Regions from separate parts of the Homo sapiens genome. Here region 2 is linked to region 1. The links are chromatin loops, found by intact Hi-C in ENCODE. Cell type or tissue: endothelial cell of umbilical vein. All regions are shown on one strand.

Region 1 (8,000 bases):
TTTATTTACACTTTCTTTGATTCCTTCATTAGTGTTTTGTAGTTTTCAGCATACAGGTCCTGTACTTACTTTGTTAGATGGTAACCAAGAATTTCATTTTTAAAAGTTGCATCTGTCAATTTTTAACACTTTGTCTCTCTTGATCCATCACTCATATATTTGCTAGTGAGTCTTCACTTACTGTAGAATGCTTATTATAAAGGGAATTTTTAAATCTTGCAAAAGACAAAGGGTTTCATAAAGTTGACAGGAGCATTATTGGAGAAATACTCAAATTTACAGAGCCAGTGACAAAGGAAGATCCAGATGAGTTGGGCAAATTAACAAAAAGAGTATCGACAAGGCAGATAAAAAATGACTTGAAAGAGGGAATGATTTAAATATCAAAGGATTATGAGAAGCCTTTGGGAAAACTAATGAGCCTGGAATATTTGTATAAAAATTCTCTTGTGTAAATCAAAGATAAAATACAAGTAAGCTACATTATGTTCCTGTATATTTATGTTGGGAAAATATCAACACTTGAATTATCCTTTCTTTATTTTAAGAGTTAGAAAATGGTTGCAGTAAAAATCAAAACTTTCTTATATAAAATATGAAAAATTTAGAATAATTTTTGGTTTTATTTTAAAGTCTCAATCAACCCTTACCTTCCAGTAATTATTAGAAAAATCAGGTCACTATTTTAAGTAGATTCATTTCAATTAGCCTTATAGTTCTTACTCCTCCAGCCAGTAGACAAACCCTGGGTTTATTAGCTGATCCAAATGGACACTCAAAAATATGCCAGGCCTTCAGCTTAAGGAATGGCCAGATGCGGAATCCCAGATTTGGTGAGCTGAGAATTCCCGTGTGATGGAAGAACTCTAAGATGACCCCAAATTATCCCCACCGCTGGTACTCCAGCCCTGTGTAATCCCCTCCACTTGAGTGTGGCAGGACTTGGGACTCATTTATAATGAATAGAATAGAAAAGGTGACCAAGGTGACAGGATGTCACTTCAGTGATTGCATTAGATAAGACTGCAATGTCCTCTTGCTAGTGGACTCTCTCTCTCGCAGGCTTTGATGAAGCAGGTGAGCATGTTGGGGAGGCCCTCAGTTCAACGGGCTGCAAGGACTGAATTCATTCAACTCTGTGGTCTTGGAAGTGGGTCCTTCTCTAGTCAAGGCTTGAGATAAGATTTTGTGGATGACACTTTGATTGTAGCTTTCAGAGGGGATCCTGAAGCAGAGAACCCAGCAATGTTATTCCTGGACGCCCAGCCCACAGAAACTATGAAGTGATAAATGCATATTTTTCTAAGCTGTGAAATTTGTTACAGAGCAGTGGATAAGGAATACACCCTGCTGCATTTAGCCATTTAGCCATTCTTACATAAACCCACCGTACATATGATTCATTTAGTTCCAGTATAAACTTCTCACTAAAGACCCTGTATTAGTCCGTTCTCACACTGCTATAAATAACTACTTGATGCTGGGTAATTTCTGAAGAAAAGAGGTTTAATTGCCTCACAGTTCCGCAGGCTGTGCAGGAAGCATGGCTGGGGAGGCCACAGGAAGCTTACAATCATGGCGGAAGGGTGAAGTGGAAGCAAGCACCTTCTTCACATGGCAGAGCGGGAGAGCAAGAGTGAAGGGGGAAGTGCTACACACATTTAAACAACCAGATCTCCTGAGAACTCACTCACTATCATGAGAATAGCAAGGGGGAAATCCACCTCCATGATCCAGTCGCCTCCTATCAGGTCCCTCCCCCAACACTGGGAATTACAATTCAACATGAGATTTGGGTGGGGACACAGAGCCAAACCATATCCAAACCCTATTAGACCCACACTTCTTTCCCTCCCTCCTTCCCTTCCTCCCTCCCTCCCTCCCTTCCTTCCTTCTTTCTTTTCTTCTGTTAGGAAAGATTATGAAAGACTTTCAAATAGGAAAAAAAAAAATTACTGGGTTTTTTGTCCGGTACACTTTTCCAGGTTATTGCCTTTCATCGTCTTTGAGCTATTTTACAACTCTGTAAGTTGAAGAAAACTTAGATTAATGCAAATTATTCTTGCCCATGGGAGTACAAATGATTATGTCCAATGGAATGCAGTCTATCTTTACCCTGCGGATAGACCAGTTTTATTTCTGTATGTAAGTTGATTTCAGCATTCCTTATTGGCTTTATTGTGGGATTCTCTGAATACTCCTTTCAGTGGGTTGTAACATTGGACAGGTTCTATCATAAACTAACGAGTTAAATAAAACCTTTGATACATATTCATTTTATATGAGTAAAGAGTTATGATTTTTACCTTAAAAAACGATCTTTTAACATTTTCTTCCTCCTTCCCTTCCCTCCTTCCTGTTAACATTGAATAATTACTATGTGCCAAATTTGGTTCTATTACCTTTTCAAGACTTATTTCTTTTGACTTTCACAAAAACTTAGAGTAGGCAGTATATTACCTTATTTTATTTACAAATGAGAAAATTGTGACTCAGGGAGGTTAAGAAACTAACTCTGCTTGTAGGAGAGCACTGACTCATCCAGGACTGCTGACTCTGAACCACCTGGCCTGGGACTGAGGAGTTTCCAGGACACAGGACTTTTAGTACTAAAACGACGAGAGTCCTGGGCAAGCCAGGATGAGCCTATCACCCTGCATAGCTCCAGAAAGCCCAGGAAATGGACTCACCATGTTTAGCTTCAGATGTCCTGTCTTATCTCCCAAGCCCTGCCCAGTACATGCTGCTGTTTTGCTTCAGGGCTGTTGTCACCAAGTTCTTAGTGCTGTGTCTGCAAATGCCCCGGATGACTTTCACTCTTCCCTATGCTTTGCAAAATATTGGCTGCTTTATGTAGTGCTCTAGGGAGGGCTGTTCTAGCTCCTGCCCAATGCCCTGTGTCTATAGGCCTTTCCCTGCTCAGCCAGCAAAAGCCAAAGGCAGAGTTTTGTTGCTTCCTTCCCTGTGAAGATTCACTTCCTGCCCAGAGTCTGATCTGAAAGCAAAAGACTCTTGTTCAGCACAGCTTCCTGCGTAACAACATTAAACATCCCCTTGGCAACCATTATACAGGAATATTATAAGATAACTGTGCTTTCTATGCCCTAGGCTACAAGACCACATTGCAAAGTTTTGTGAAGTCTCCTTAAGTGTTGGGGGATACACAGATTTCCTAAACATCCCAAATAACCTCTGGATGGGCTGAGAGAAATAGGCCCCAGCTGTTTCTCTTATCTTTGAGGAAGAGGAATGGTGGATATTTCTATGCACTGCAGAATCCTATGGAAGTCACTTGGCTGAAAAACCGGGTTTCCCTCATATCATAGACTGTAACTGCTCTGATCCAGAAAGTGGCTGGAAATTTGCTGTTAACTTCAAAGGTTAACAGGATTAGACTCCCACCGATGAAATTCAAAGAAATGCTTTCAGAAGTAAGCAAACAGACAAAATTAATCAACCCTTTAACAACAGATTTTCTGGATTCAAGGGTGATGACTTCAAAAACAATTCAGTTAATTCTTTTTTTTTTTTTGACAGTCTCACTCCGTCGCCCAGGCTGGAGAGCAGTGGTGCGATCTTGGCTCACTGCAACCTCTGCCTCTGAGGTTCAAGCGATTCTCCTGCCTCAGCCTCCTGAGTAGCTGGGATTATAGGCAGCTGCCACCATGCCTGGCTAATTTTTGTATTTTTAGTAGAGACAGGGTTTCGCTATGTTGGTCAGGCTGGTAATTCTTAAAAGTCTGTTGCATTAATAGTGAACTCAACTTTTTAAAAAAACAGAAAGTTTTAGTGTTAAAAAATGATATTTGGGGATAAATTTTGCTTATCAATTCACTGTTTTCCAGTGACAAAAAAGTGCTTAGAAATCAACATTAAGATAACTTTTTTTTTCTGATTATAAAAATAATATATACTACTTATAGGAAATTTGGAAAACACAGAATAGAGAAGAAAATAAAAATTTTTCATAATTTCATAACCTGAAGATGGATATCTACTAGAAAAAATTGAGATCTGACTGTAAATAATTCATTGGGTTTTGCTTTTTAGCCTTGACCTTGAATTTAGCTCAAGATCACCACGTCCCAACATGACTTTTAATGGTTGCCCGGTAGTGTTTTGTGGATTTGCCATAATTTACCTAACCAATCTCTTATTGTTGGACATTTACATTGTTTCGAATCTTTTGCTTGTAAGTAACACTGAATTTACTGAGGCAGATACACCCAGTGCATCTTAGGTCCCTAGGAGGTCCTTAGCAATCCCTAGAAGGGGGATTGCTGGGTGGTCTGAGGTTTTGATTGTGAACATCAGAGACTCTACCAGTCACCTTGAAGACAGTAGGATTTATTCGAAGGATTCTTGACCTGGGAGGCGCCTTGAAACCAGGGCGCTCAGGGACTGCAGCTCCGTTCCTGGCCCAGAGTCAACCTTCCAGGATTGGCTTGGCGAAAATAGGGCGGAGCCGAGCAGGAGGACGAGGCGTGGACACTGCGGCAGGGCCACCCGGTGCAGGGAGGGATGGTGTGGTGCACTGTGACCCTCACAAATCCAAAGATCCGGCGGCCAAGGTCAGCCGCTCTCGGAGAGCCGAGATTCTTGGTGCTGGCTGGGCTGCTGGAGACAGCGGGTACCCCGTTCCTTCGGGAAGGTGGGGGACTAGGTCCCTGGCTCTCTCTACCCCATCAGAGCCTGGTGCGACGGAGGAGCGTAGCGAGAGCCCAGGCAGGTTGTAGGGCCAGACCAGGTTCTCTGTCAAGGTCCAGAACCCCCAGAACCTGCGGTCCATTGATTGCCAGGATGCCCGGCCGCGGAGCTCGCAGACACCGGCCCTGGCTGAGCATTTATTGACACAGCGCGCCCCCTAGTGGTCATTTCCCATTACCAACCCAACAGCCGCGGACGATGCTCCTTGGTTCAGCCTCTAGCCCCCCAGGTCTGGGAAGTCTGTAGATTCGCATTGTCCTGGGACCCAGGAGGCAACGGTTGAGGGTGGTCTAGGGGAATGGGAGAGTGTCTAGGCCCAACTCTGTCCCTAACTTGCCTGTGTGGCTCTGGCCACATCTCATCCCCATCTGGGTCCCACCTTGGACATCTGTGAAATGAGGAAGGTCATGCTGGCTTCACAGGTTTGGCCTGGGGGAGGGGAAGGGCTCTGAGCCTCTGCTCCCCTTGCCCACTTTCGGTAGGCTTGGGACCCAGGGTTGGCTGGAGCAGGCATGTGCAGTGTGGTCAGAAGATTCCAGGCCACTGGGTTTGGGGTACCATAAAATGTACAAATTCAGAGGCAGGCCCTCCTCCACTATGAAGATCACTCTTCCTACCTTAGGGTAAACAGGTTCCAAGCAGAGGAGGTGACCAGGGTGGCCAAGAGCTCAGAGCCAGGCCCTCTTGAAGGTTGGAGCGACAGAGATTGTCTCATCTGGAGGTGTCTTGGGGATGGGGAGGCTTCTTGGAGAAGGAAGTAGTGAACAGATCTCATGGGCTCCAGGGATTGAACAACCGTGAGTTCAGGGAGCAGGTACTTCAGACAGGTGGGAAAACAGCTTAAAAACCAGCTGGAAGGGGTGGCATTGGCAGGAATGGCTGAGTAAGGAGCACTTCTCCCCGAGAAAAGCAATGAGAATACTGGCCAAAATTGTCAAAACCAACTTTTTCAGAACTCTGAAAACTAATTAAAAACTTGCAATAATCCAGGGTGTACCTATTTTTTTTTAAAACAGCTAAATATTGGTAAGAACAGTGAGCTTGATGGCATTGTCCTTTTTTTTTTTTTAATAGAGACTGGGTCTCACTATGTTGCCCAGGCTGGTCTCAAACTCCTATATTCAAGCAATCCTCCCTCCTCAGCCTCCTAAAGTGTTGGGATTACAGGCATGAGCCACCACACCTGGCAGAGCTTGATGGCATTTTAACTTGCCCTAGTCCCATCCCCTTCTCCCGAGACCTGTGGTAGCCTTGAAACCCAGTGGATTCATAATCATGGTGAAAACCAGCAGTCTAGAGACAAACAGATCAGAACAGGGTTGGAGCTTCTGCAAAGTCCAATTCCCAGATAACTGTCATTATTCAACTTGTCTGGTAGTTCCCTGGAAGAAACTCCACTTGCAAGGCTGTGTTCTTTTGACCTGACTTGATACCCATTCAATACACACAGCCTTTTCTCTGAGGTTATTTGTTGAAAGTAATCAGTGGCAATTGTTTAACGTTGCAGCTGCCTGAGGCAGTGATAGTGGCTGGGGCAAATAAGAAGCTAAAAAAGATTTTAAAAGGAAAAGTTAAGGAATGAGCTGTCCATAGAGGCTTTGAAAAGCTTTGGCATATTCCTAGGAATCTATAAATGTCCCCTTTTCTGTAAGTTCCTCTGATGATGGTGGTGGTGGTGTGTGTGTGCTTGTGTGTGTGTATGTGTATTTGTGTGTGCATGTGCATGCCTGTATGCATGTTTATATGTTTGTGCATGTGTGTGTGTTTCACAAGTGCTCTCTCAGCTCTAAAAATGGAAGAATCTCAAAGGTTTTCTTTCTCTTTTTTTGAGACAGGATCTCACTCTGTCACCCAGGCTGGAGTGTAGTGGTGCGTTCAGAGCTCACTGCAGCCTTGATCTCCCAGGCTGAAGTGATTCTCCTATCTCAGCCTCCCAAGTAGCTGGGACCACAGGTGCCTGCCACCATGCCTGGCTAATTAATTTTTTTTTGGTAGAGATAGGGTCTCCCTATGTTGCCCAGGCTAAAGATTTTTCTTTATTTAGGTATAAAAAAATACAGTACTTGTCATGCACCAGTTTGGCCAATATATAGACATTATCTGTAGAGCAATTACTACAATTATAGAAAATAGAAGGTTACAGGAATTGTTTTTCCAACTAAAAAACCTGAATTAATATTGTTAACCTAAATAACAACCTGCTTATTATGCAAAAACCCTTATTCTATATGTCTGTGAGAGCTAGAAACTTGTAAGTATCATTAGTAAAAAAATCATTATAAGAAGCTAGTTATTGGTTAAAACAAACAAGTCAGTGTTATCTACAATCCCTTGCAGTGTGAGGGGCTTTGCCCAGAGTGGGAACCTCGGTCCATGACGAAGGGTGAGCTTGGTGTCTCCTTCCCTGCCCCTCTCTGTTGACTGATGCCACTTCTCCAAGGTGTGTTTGCAGTGAAACGTTCCAGTGGAAGATGCATGGGTGACCACAGAGGTTGGGCAGGGCAGGGCCTTGCCTTCTGCAAGGTGTGCCTGAGGGTCAGTTCCCTGAGATGTGACAACAGCGAGGTGTAAAGACACATGGCTCGGCTCCGTCATGCAGTCATGAGTGGGTTTGGACATTGTCCAGTTTTGCTAAAGGCCACATCTTGGGTTCCTCTAAACCAAGGGATAAGGAGTAGACAGAGAAAAGAAAGAGAGCATGGATTGGCGACCAGGTGAGGCAGAGAAGGGGAGACGTCTTCTGCTCCGGGAACATCTGCCCCTTCTCAGGCAAAACTGGAGGGGTGCTGAGGAGTCTCAAAGCAAGGTCTCAGCTCTTCCAGGCCTTCTCCAGAGGGGGTGGGTGTGGAGGTGGCCCTCACCCTGTGATCTGTCACTCCTGATCTCCACTGCCCCTCCAGAATGAATTCACAGTTGCTTCAAAGTTTAATAAGCCATTTCCCTGAATGTGGTTCAGTGCTCAGTACAGCACAGTTACTGGCATGGCAGGCCAGTGAGGTCACTTCAGGACCCAAGGTCAGGAGCTGCCATGGGGCCCCTTCCTCCCTCTTGACAGGCCTGGAGAGGGGTTGGGGAGTGGTGGGGCACTTGGAGTGGAGTATGGAGTTGGAGCAGGGCTAGGGCTCCCGAGAGAGGGCATGATGGTCAGTCTCCCTTGGGAATGGGCTGCAGAGAATCCTGCCCCACAAGTCAAGCTGTCCAGGCCTTTGCCTCCAGGCAGATAGGCACCAGGACCTCACCAGCCTTACCAGGGCGTTCAGGGACCCTAGAAAAAGACCCTGCAGCAGTTAAAC
Region 2 (8,000 bases), 240 kb before region 1:
TTGCTTAACAACTTTGCTTCACTTTGCTTGTCAATAGGATGGGGATTAAAAACCATGTTCTTCCTGGGGTGATGAAAATGTTTTGTAATTGTGTAATAGTGATGGTTGCACAACTTTGAATATACTAAAAGTCACTGAATTGTGTATTTTAGAGAGTGAATTTTATGGTGTGTGAATTATATCTTAATTAAAAACTGGCTGGGTGCAGTGGCTCACACCTTTAATCCCAGCACTTTCAGAGGCCGAGGCAGGTGGATCACTTGAGGCCAGGAGTTTGAGACCGGCCTGGCCAACATAGCAAAACCCTGTCTCTACTAAAAAAAAACACATAAAAATTAGCCAGGCATGATGGCACACGCTTCTAATCCCAGCTACTCGGGTGGCTGAGGCAGGGAGAATTGCTTGAACCCGGTAGGCAGAGGTTGCAGTGAGCCGAGATTGCTCACTACACTGCAGCCTGGGCAACAGAGCAAGACTCTGTCTTAAAAACAAACAAACAAAACCCAACCAACCATGTTTCTATCAGGATGGAATGAATTTTAAATTAAAGGCTAGAATGCTTATAGAAGTGCCCAGCATTGTATTTGACTCATAGTAGAAGGGCTCAGCAAATATAGACTTTTTAAGGAAGGCCACAGTGTCACACATTCTAGGTTCCACTGTTCTCACTGTCTCTGGAGCTGGGGACACCATTATAACCACCATGCTGAACAGTAGTCCCTGACCTATGGGGTAAGGATGGCGGCCCTGGGGGTCATAGGTTTGGGCCTGTACTGCTAACCCTTAGCTCACTGCATCTCCCTCTCCCAGAGACTGGTTCCAAGACCTCTCTCTCTGGATGGTGTAGAGGTCCTGGGGGGTTGCCAGGGTAGTGGGTCTCACGACTGAGCTGGGTTTTCCCAATGGACTTCCATCTGGCCTCTTATGTATGATATGCAGTTCACTATTTTGGCTGAAATCAATCTTTAGCAAAAAGCTTCTCCCAGCCTGCTCGTTTCTCATTCAATGAGAAATGCTGTGTCCTTACTCTCAGTTAAGGTGGTTGGCCAGAGTTGTTAGGTTGGGGAAGTACCCAGGAAGTAAAGCAGGAAGAGGAAGGAAAGGGGGAGGTTTTGCTTTTGTATTCTGGGGATGCGACACTGCTTTCTGGGATTTCAGCTTCATCTATGAAGCTAGGACCATGAGAAAGTAAAGGGGAAAAGAAGATCCTAATGGCAGCAGTGTAGTTAAACAGCTTCAGATGTTTATGCTTTAAGGGCAGCTTGTTTCCTCTGTCCTCTACATGTGCTTTGTTTTTGCTCCATTACTAATTTAAACGGTCTGAAAATTTGACTTTTTGAGCAGGGTAGCATTCGCAATAAGATTCTGTGGGCAATCTCTTGGCAAGAAAGATGCTGACCGTCCTGTGGTTTTCTGAAATCATGTGCAGTTATATCATCAAACCACATAATAAGGATTTCTGGATTTTCTTTTAAAAATAAGAAAATGTTTCGCACTTTATTGGATAACCCTGTTTGTGTGCTCTAAGTAGTTAGATACCAAAAAATAAACCTATTTTAATTGGAGCCTGTGATACAGTATCCAGCCGTTGTTGATGGGTAACCTGTGGATTTAATGTATGCGTTAGAGCATGCTTCTAAGTATGAAAATTTACGTTGAAGGTGAGAATCTTGCCAAAAAATTGAATTGAATGCAATGTCCAAAGTTCAACTCTTATTTATGGCTTTAGAATTCCAAAATATCAAAATTGTTTACACAGAGAACCCGCTTGAAACATCTGTCAGGGACACTGATTGAATAGGCCTTAGTGACACAGGCCACACCCAGACCCAACCAAGCTTTCTGGGGCATCAACAACCCAATGCTTCTGTCCTCAGTGGAAAACGGTGCCTTCAGGGGTCTGCGGTAAGCACCACTTAGAGTGGAGTGTGGCCTCGGAGGCTGGCGGGCTTTCTTTGAGAGTGCACACCTTGCTGCCGTCTGCTGCACCCCAGCCTTGCCTGCGCTTTGTTTTCTTTCACCATCCTGAGTCCTTGGAAGCCTCTCCCTTTGACCCCATTTCTCCTTTTCTTGTCAACAATGAGGAACTTACTTGCCTCCACCTCTTGGCTCCTTTGCTCAACTAATCACTGTTGACTAATTAGTCCTGCTGGCCAGCCCAGGTGGCTTTAGCTCCTGAGGGCCATCTCTGCCCTTCCAGAGCAGGTAATTTTCTATTACTTCTTTGCTACCCTCAGGTCCTAGCTTGGGCACTGCTAGAGAAAAGCAATGAAACCAAAGATCACATGCAAACACCTTGGTTGCAGATTGAATAATTTACACTTGCAATTAGCTCCTTTGTTTCAGAACCAAACATTATTTGCTCATTGCTCGATTGTCTTAAGGGAGAGGAGGGTGATATTTTAAGTTTATCATCCTCATGGGATGGCCTCCCTTGGGAGGGGAAAAAACTCATGGATTATTTTTCTTAGAAAAATTAAGATATTACTACAGCTAGATCCCTTTGAGAATGAGCAGTCATGTTGTGGGCTTTGTCAGAGTCTCAGCACTGGCTACCCCAGGTCTTGTATTGCTTTCCTTGAAGAGAAATCATACATGGTGATTTTTCCCATGGTGAAAGGGGTGGGAAGACTCTGGATAAGTCATATGTTAGGCATCTTATCTAGGAGAATGAGGTAGGGGAGGAACTAGCTTTGGGACCTGGCCACACGATGGAGGTGCTGCCTGCTTCCTGAGTCGGGGTGTGAGGATCAGAGATGTTTGGACTGTGCCTGGTGCAGAGCCCTGTAGCTTCCTTACCTTATTGATGCTCCCTAAATGGAAGCCGTTGTTATTCGGAGGTGCCTGGCATTGCAGAACTATTTGCCCCCGTTTGCAGACCATATAAATGGCTTCTGGCCTGGGAACTTATGTTTTAAGGTGATCTGTTGTTTAGCGTGTGTATAAAGAGTGGCTTAAAACTCCCCATCTCAACACCGTGAAAGATGGTGCGGAGAGGCTTCGTGCCTCTTCTGTAGTTCCGGCTCCAGGAGCCCATCTTAACATCCCCTGTTGGTTGCTAAGAGAGGAGCTGGCTTCGGAAGCACAGTCCCTGCTTTGCTCTCTGCTGCCCCCTCTGGATTCTCTGTTCTGCACATTCTGAGGTCTTCCAGCAGCCGTTAACAACTAGCCTTTTTCGTCTGTGGTTAAATACAAGCCCTGTCTCGTCTTTCAGATATTTTTTCAGTATTGGCAGGAATAGAGACATTTGAATTTCGAATGTGCTGGAGTTGATTAGAGCTTCGTCTGATTCTGAAGACACTTTGAACCCTGCTGTGTGTGCGCGTGTGGTCACCACTCAGCTTCGTAGGTCTTCACTAGGTTAACAGGGTCCTTAATAGTTGCTCCCCTGCTGGGTAAATGAGCTTCCATGTTTTTACTCTGTAAATTGTGCATGACGTGACAAAGCTGAGTATTGACCAGCACATGCCTTTTGTGTTTCCCAAACTAGTTTACCTCCAGACATGGCTGTGCAAAGTGTTAAGAGGTGTGCGGGGGGAAGAAATCTGTGCTCTTGTAACATCCATGTATTAAGTAAAGGTAAACAGGTTTTACTGTGAGGCTTTTCAGGACTGTTAAGATGCTGGTGTGCCTGATACCCTAAGACCAGGGATATAGTTAAGGTGGGAACAGCATGGGGCTTAGTATGAGAAGACCCAAAGCTGTATGTCTGCGGGGCCCACCACTCTCCACACTTGTGTCCATTTGGAGCTGCTCCTCTGTAAGGGAAAGGGCCAGGCTGCATCTGTAGTCTCAGCCTTAAAAAGAATTTTTTAAAAGCACAACAGAAATACTTTCCCAATGTATAAACCCGAACGATGGTTTGCAAACTAGTCTTGGAACATTAGTTTAGGAGAAGGCTATTAACAGGTGTTCGGTTCTTTGGCCAGAAAACTTTAGGAACCACTGCTAATGGGAGTATAAACATAAAACAGAGGCACTTTGGTGAGGAACTAGGTTGTATCCCAACCTTCCACCCACCTCCAGCCAACCAAGGAACACATCTTGAAAGTTAGGCACCATCTCACACAAATGTTCTCTCCCGTTTTTCCTCTAAGACCACCTGAGTTTGGTGTTGACTGGGAAGCCTCCTAAAGCCTCTGCTGCTGCCTAAGCCCTCATTGACCCTCCCTCTTCCAAATCCCAGCAGCACTTTTTGTCTCGATACCTCCCTGGGCACCGAGCCACGCACCTGGTTAGTTCTTTTTGTGTATAATAGCGTGTGTTGGCTGGACTGGAACTGAGACCTTAAGCACAGAGAGTCTCCAAGTGCCACAAAACGATCAGGGTTGAGGGAGAAGTTGTCTGGCCTCACCCTGTTTGCCTGGGGCGTGGCCTTTCTTATACATGTCTGTGATCCTGACATGTACAGGGATTAGGGGCCCTGAAAGAAGCCATACTCAGGAGAGGAGGGCAGCAGACGAGTGCCAGTGAGAGCCCTGCCCCTGCCCCCCATGAGGAGGGAGTCGGGCTCTGGACCTGACTCATGTTCATAGGAGGGTGTGAACCCAGTGCAAGGCTGAGGTTGAGCCCAGGCTTAGGGAGTGGGGAGGCTGCTGAGGACGGACCATACCTGCTCCCACTGTGGAGTCTGCAGGACACCAGGTGATATAAGTCATGATTAAATTGGGATATACTCTTCAATAGATTTGAAATGACCTGTCATGGAAATAATGCATATATTAGGAAGAAAAAAAATCAGGGATAGATAGATAGATAGATAGATAGATAGATAGATGGATAGATAGAGAGAAGGAATCAAGACCAAAAGAAAAAAGCAGCATATTTGCTCCCTAAGGAGCTTGTTCACCAATGCATCCCTAGAGTTAGGATCGTGCCTGGCATGTAGTAGATCCTCAGTTAATTTTAGCTGAATAAAGGGATGGTACTTGCCTAAATACTACTTTAAAAAAAAAATGGACTTTTAAAACATAAAGGCAAATGTCCACACCCACCTCAGGAACTTTTTCTTTTTTTAAGAGACAGGGTCTCACGCTATTGCTGGGACTGTAGTGCAGTGGCTATTACACAGCCATGATCATAGCTCACGGTAGGCAGCCTCAAACTCCTGGGCACAGGCGATCCTCCTGCCTAGGCCTCCTGGGTAGCTAGGACTACAGGTGTGCACCACTGTGCCCAGCAACCTCAGTCACTGTTTAGAACATAGTGTCTGGGGGCTAAGATTTCTCTTTTCTTTTCTTTTCCTTTTCCTTTTCTTTTCTTTTTTTGACAGAGTCTCGCTCTGTCAGCCAGGCTGGAGTGCAGTGGAATGATCTTGGCTCACTGTAACCTCTGCCTTTTGGGTTCAAGCGATTCTCCTGCCTCAGCTTCCTGAGTAGCTGGGATTATAGGCCTGCGCTACCACACCCAGCTAGTTTTTGTATTTTTAGTAGAGATGGGGTTTCACCATGTTGGCCAGGCTGGTCTTGAACTCCTGACCTCAGGTGATCAGCCTGCTTCAGCCTCCCAAAGTGTTGAGATGACAGGCGTGAGCCACCGTGCTCGGCCTGGGGGCTGAGATTTATTTCTTTTTTTTTTTGAGACGGAGTTTCATTCTTGTTGCCCAGGCCGGAGTGCAATGGCGTGATCTCGGCTCACTGCAGCCTCCGCCTCCCGGGTTCAAGCGATTCTTCTGTCTCAGCCTCCTGAGTAGCTGAGATTATAGGCATGCGCCACCAGGCCCAGCTAATTTTATATTTTTAGCAGAGATGGGGTTTCACCATGTTGGTCAGGCTGGTCTTGAACTCCTGACCTCAGTTGATCCACCAGCCTCGGCCTCCCAAAGTGCTAAGATTTCTTAAGATATTAATGATGAGGAAAAACTCAGATCCAGGAAAAATATTTTCATTCCCAAACAGATGAAGGCACCATCCTCGTAGCAGTTGGGAAAAGCAAGAATACTAGGTAGTAACAACCAAGGTTCATTTTTCTGCTTACTCTTTCTAGCCCATGTGTCCTCACTGCTGGTAGAGCAGCTACATTTCAGAGCTTGCTGGGCACTGTGGTGAAGGGAGGTCTCTGGAACATCTCATACTGGCAACAAAGTCTTCCACCTGAAAGTGATGCACTTGGCAGCTCATTAGCCAGAAGTAGTCTTGTGGCCCCACACAAATTCAAAGGATGCGGGGAAGGTGCTGGATGGTGGAGAACCACAAATATTTGGCAGCCAGCATTAATGACTCCTACAACCCTAATGACAGCTGTCTTTTATAGGATGAGAGTTGCTTTGGATTCAAGTGAATACAGACAAAGTGCATTTAAAGCAGTGGGTCACCATCACTGTAAATAAAAATACCACTTTTATCAAATGATTTCACAACTTCTCTCACACAGATGTCTAATGAGTAATCAAAGAACAGCAAAGCTGGGTGTGGTGGCGTGCACCTGTAATCCCAGCTACTCGGGAGGCTGAGGTGGGAGGATCTCTTGAGCCAGGAGTTTGAGTCCAGCCTGGGCAACATAGTGAGACTCATTTTTTTTTAAAAAAAGAAAGAACAATAGTTTGAAGTTAGGTTCTCTGGTGTTTTGTGTGGGTGATTAAGGCTGGATCCTGAACTTCTCTGAGTAGCACTCAGAGAGATAGATGTTCACATTCCTCATTTGCTCTTTTGTCCAACTTCTTCCCCAGTCTCCTCACAGTTGGCCCTGCGCACACCTTCCTTACCCCCAATGGTGTATCAGAAGCAATGCTCACGTATTTCTAGGTGATGTCATAGATTGCTTTTTTAGATGGAAAAACAGGGTAAGTTTTTGACTTCTCAGATGACTGACAAGATTAAATCTGGACTAAAAAGAGAACTTTCTTTTGTGAAAACAGGCTATAATTGTGAAGCCTGTGTACTTTTTAAAAGGACTTTTTTTTTTTTTTTTTTTTGAGACAGAGTCTCGCACTGTTGCCCAAGCTGGAGTGCAGTGGCATGATCTCGGCTCACTGTAACCTCCGCCTCCCCATTTCAAGCGATTCTCCTGCCTCAGCCTCCTGAGTAGCTGGGACTACAGGCACCTGCCACCACACCCGACTACTTTTTTGTATTTTTTTTTTTTTTAGTAGAGGCGGGGTTTCACCGTATTAGCCAGGATAGTCTTGATCTCCTGACTTCATGATCCACCCACCTCGGCCTCCCAAAGTGTTGGGATTGCAGGTGTGAGCCACTGCACCTGGTCAAAAGGGCTTTTAAAAAGTCCTGACCAGGCTGGGCGTGGTGGGTCACGCCTGTAATCCCAGCACTTTGGGAGGCCGAAGTGGGTAGATCACCTGAGGTCAGGAGTTCGAGACCATCCTGGCCAACGTGGTGAAACCCTGTCTCTACTAAAAATACAAAAATTAGCCGGGTGTGGTGGTGCACACCTATAATCCCAGCTACTCAGGAGGCTGAGGCAGGAGAATCGTTTGAACCCAGGAGGTGGAGGTTGCAGTGAGCCAAGATCGCACCATTGCACTTCAGCCTGGGTAACACAGCGAGACTGTGTCCCAAAAAAAAAAAAAAAAATTCATGAATGGTTTCAAAACAAGTAAGGATTGGTTCTTAGAGGTCACTAAAATTTAACTCATAACCTGGATGTTTCAAAAAAGTGTCCATACATAGGGCATTTAATTTTTTTTTCTAATTAAAAACACATATACTCTTTGTAGAAATTTTGGAACATGAAAGCGGGCTCAATGAAAATAAACCTATCCACATTTCTACCATATAGATGGGTTTACTATCAATATTTTACTATAGATTCTTCCTGAATCTATAATATATACATGTGATATATTTACATACATGCAGTTATATACAATGTGTACATATATGTGTATATATTATATGCATGTATTATAAATACATATATGTATGAATATGTATATTTCTTACATATTCAAACACGACAGGAGTGTTAATTAAAAAAGGTAAAATCTCTGTGATTCCCCTGTTCCCCACCTAATCCTAATCCATAGAGAGGTATTGATTTTTTAC

Evidence for each region. Peaks named below come from ENCODE experiments on the same cell type or tissue, not always from the same donor. Only the 100,000 strongest peaks of a DNase experiment are listed, where the experiment ranks them.
Region 2: a loop joins it to region 1, with 3 times the contacts of the local background. A loop is called at or near these places in 8 of 110 quality-filtered maps.

Annotation. Positions count from the first base shown.
Region 1 is chr16:66,403,505-66,411,504 of GRCh38, reverse strand. It overlaps CDH5 (cadherin 5), which reads right to left. Exons shown (of 12, transcript NM_001795.5): 12 at 6,721-8,000. It overlaps LINC00920 (long intergenic non-protein coding RNA 920), which reads right to left and starts at 2,981. Exons shown (of 2, transcript NR_046242.1): 1 at 2,691-2,981; 2 at 604-1,225. RefSeq lists an enhancer at 4,924-4,993 and a silencer at 4,705-4,999. In endothelial cell of umbilical vein, a CTCF peak has its summit at 4,894 (motif pointing left); DNase peaks (open chromatin) are centred at 2,624, 2,974, 4,514 and 4,854; H3K4me3 peaks cover 419 bases; H3K27ac peaks cover 2,632 bases.
Region 2 is chr16:66,646,237-66,654,236 of GRCh38, reverse strand. All of the region lies in intron 1 of CMTM4 (CKLF like MARVEL transmembrane domain containing 4), which reads left to right. Among named protein-coding and RNA genes, the nearest start is that of CMTM3, 46 kb to the right of the region's middle. RefSeq lists an enhancer at 2,957-3,251. In endothelial cell of umbilical vein, a CTCF peak has its summit at 3,121; a DNase peak (open chromatin) is centred at 3,106.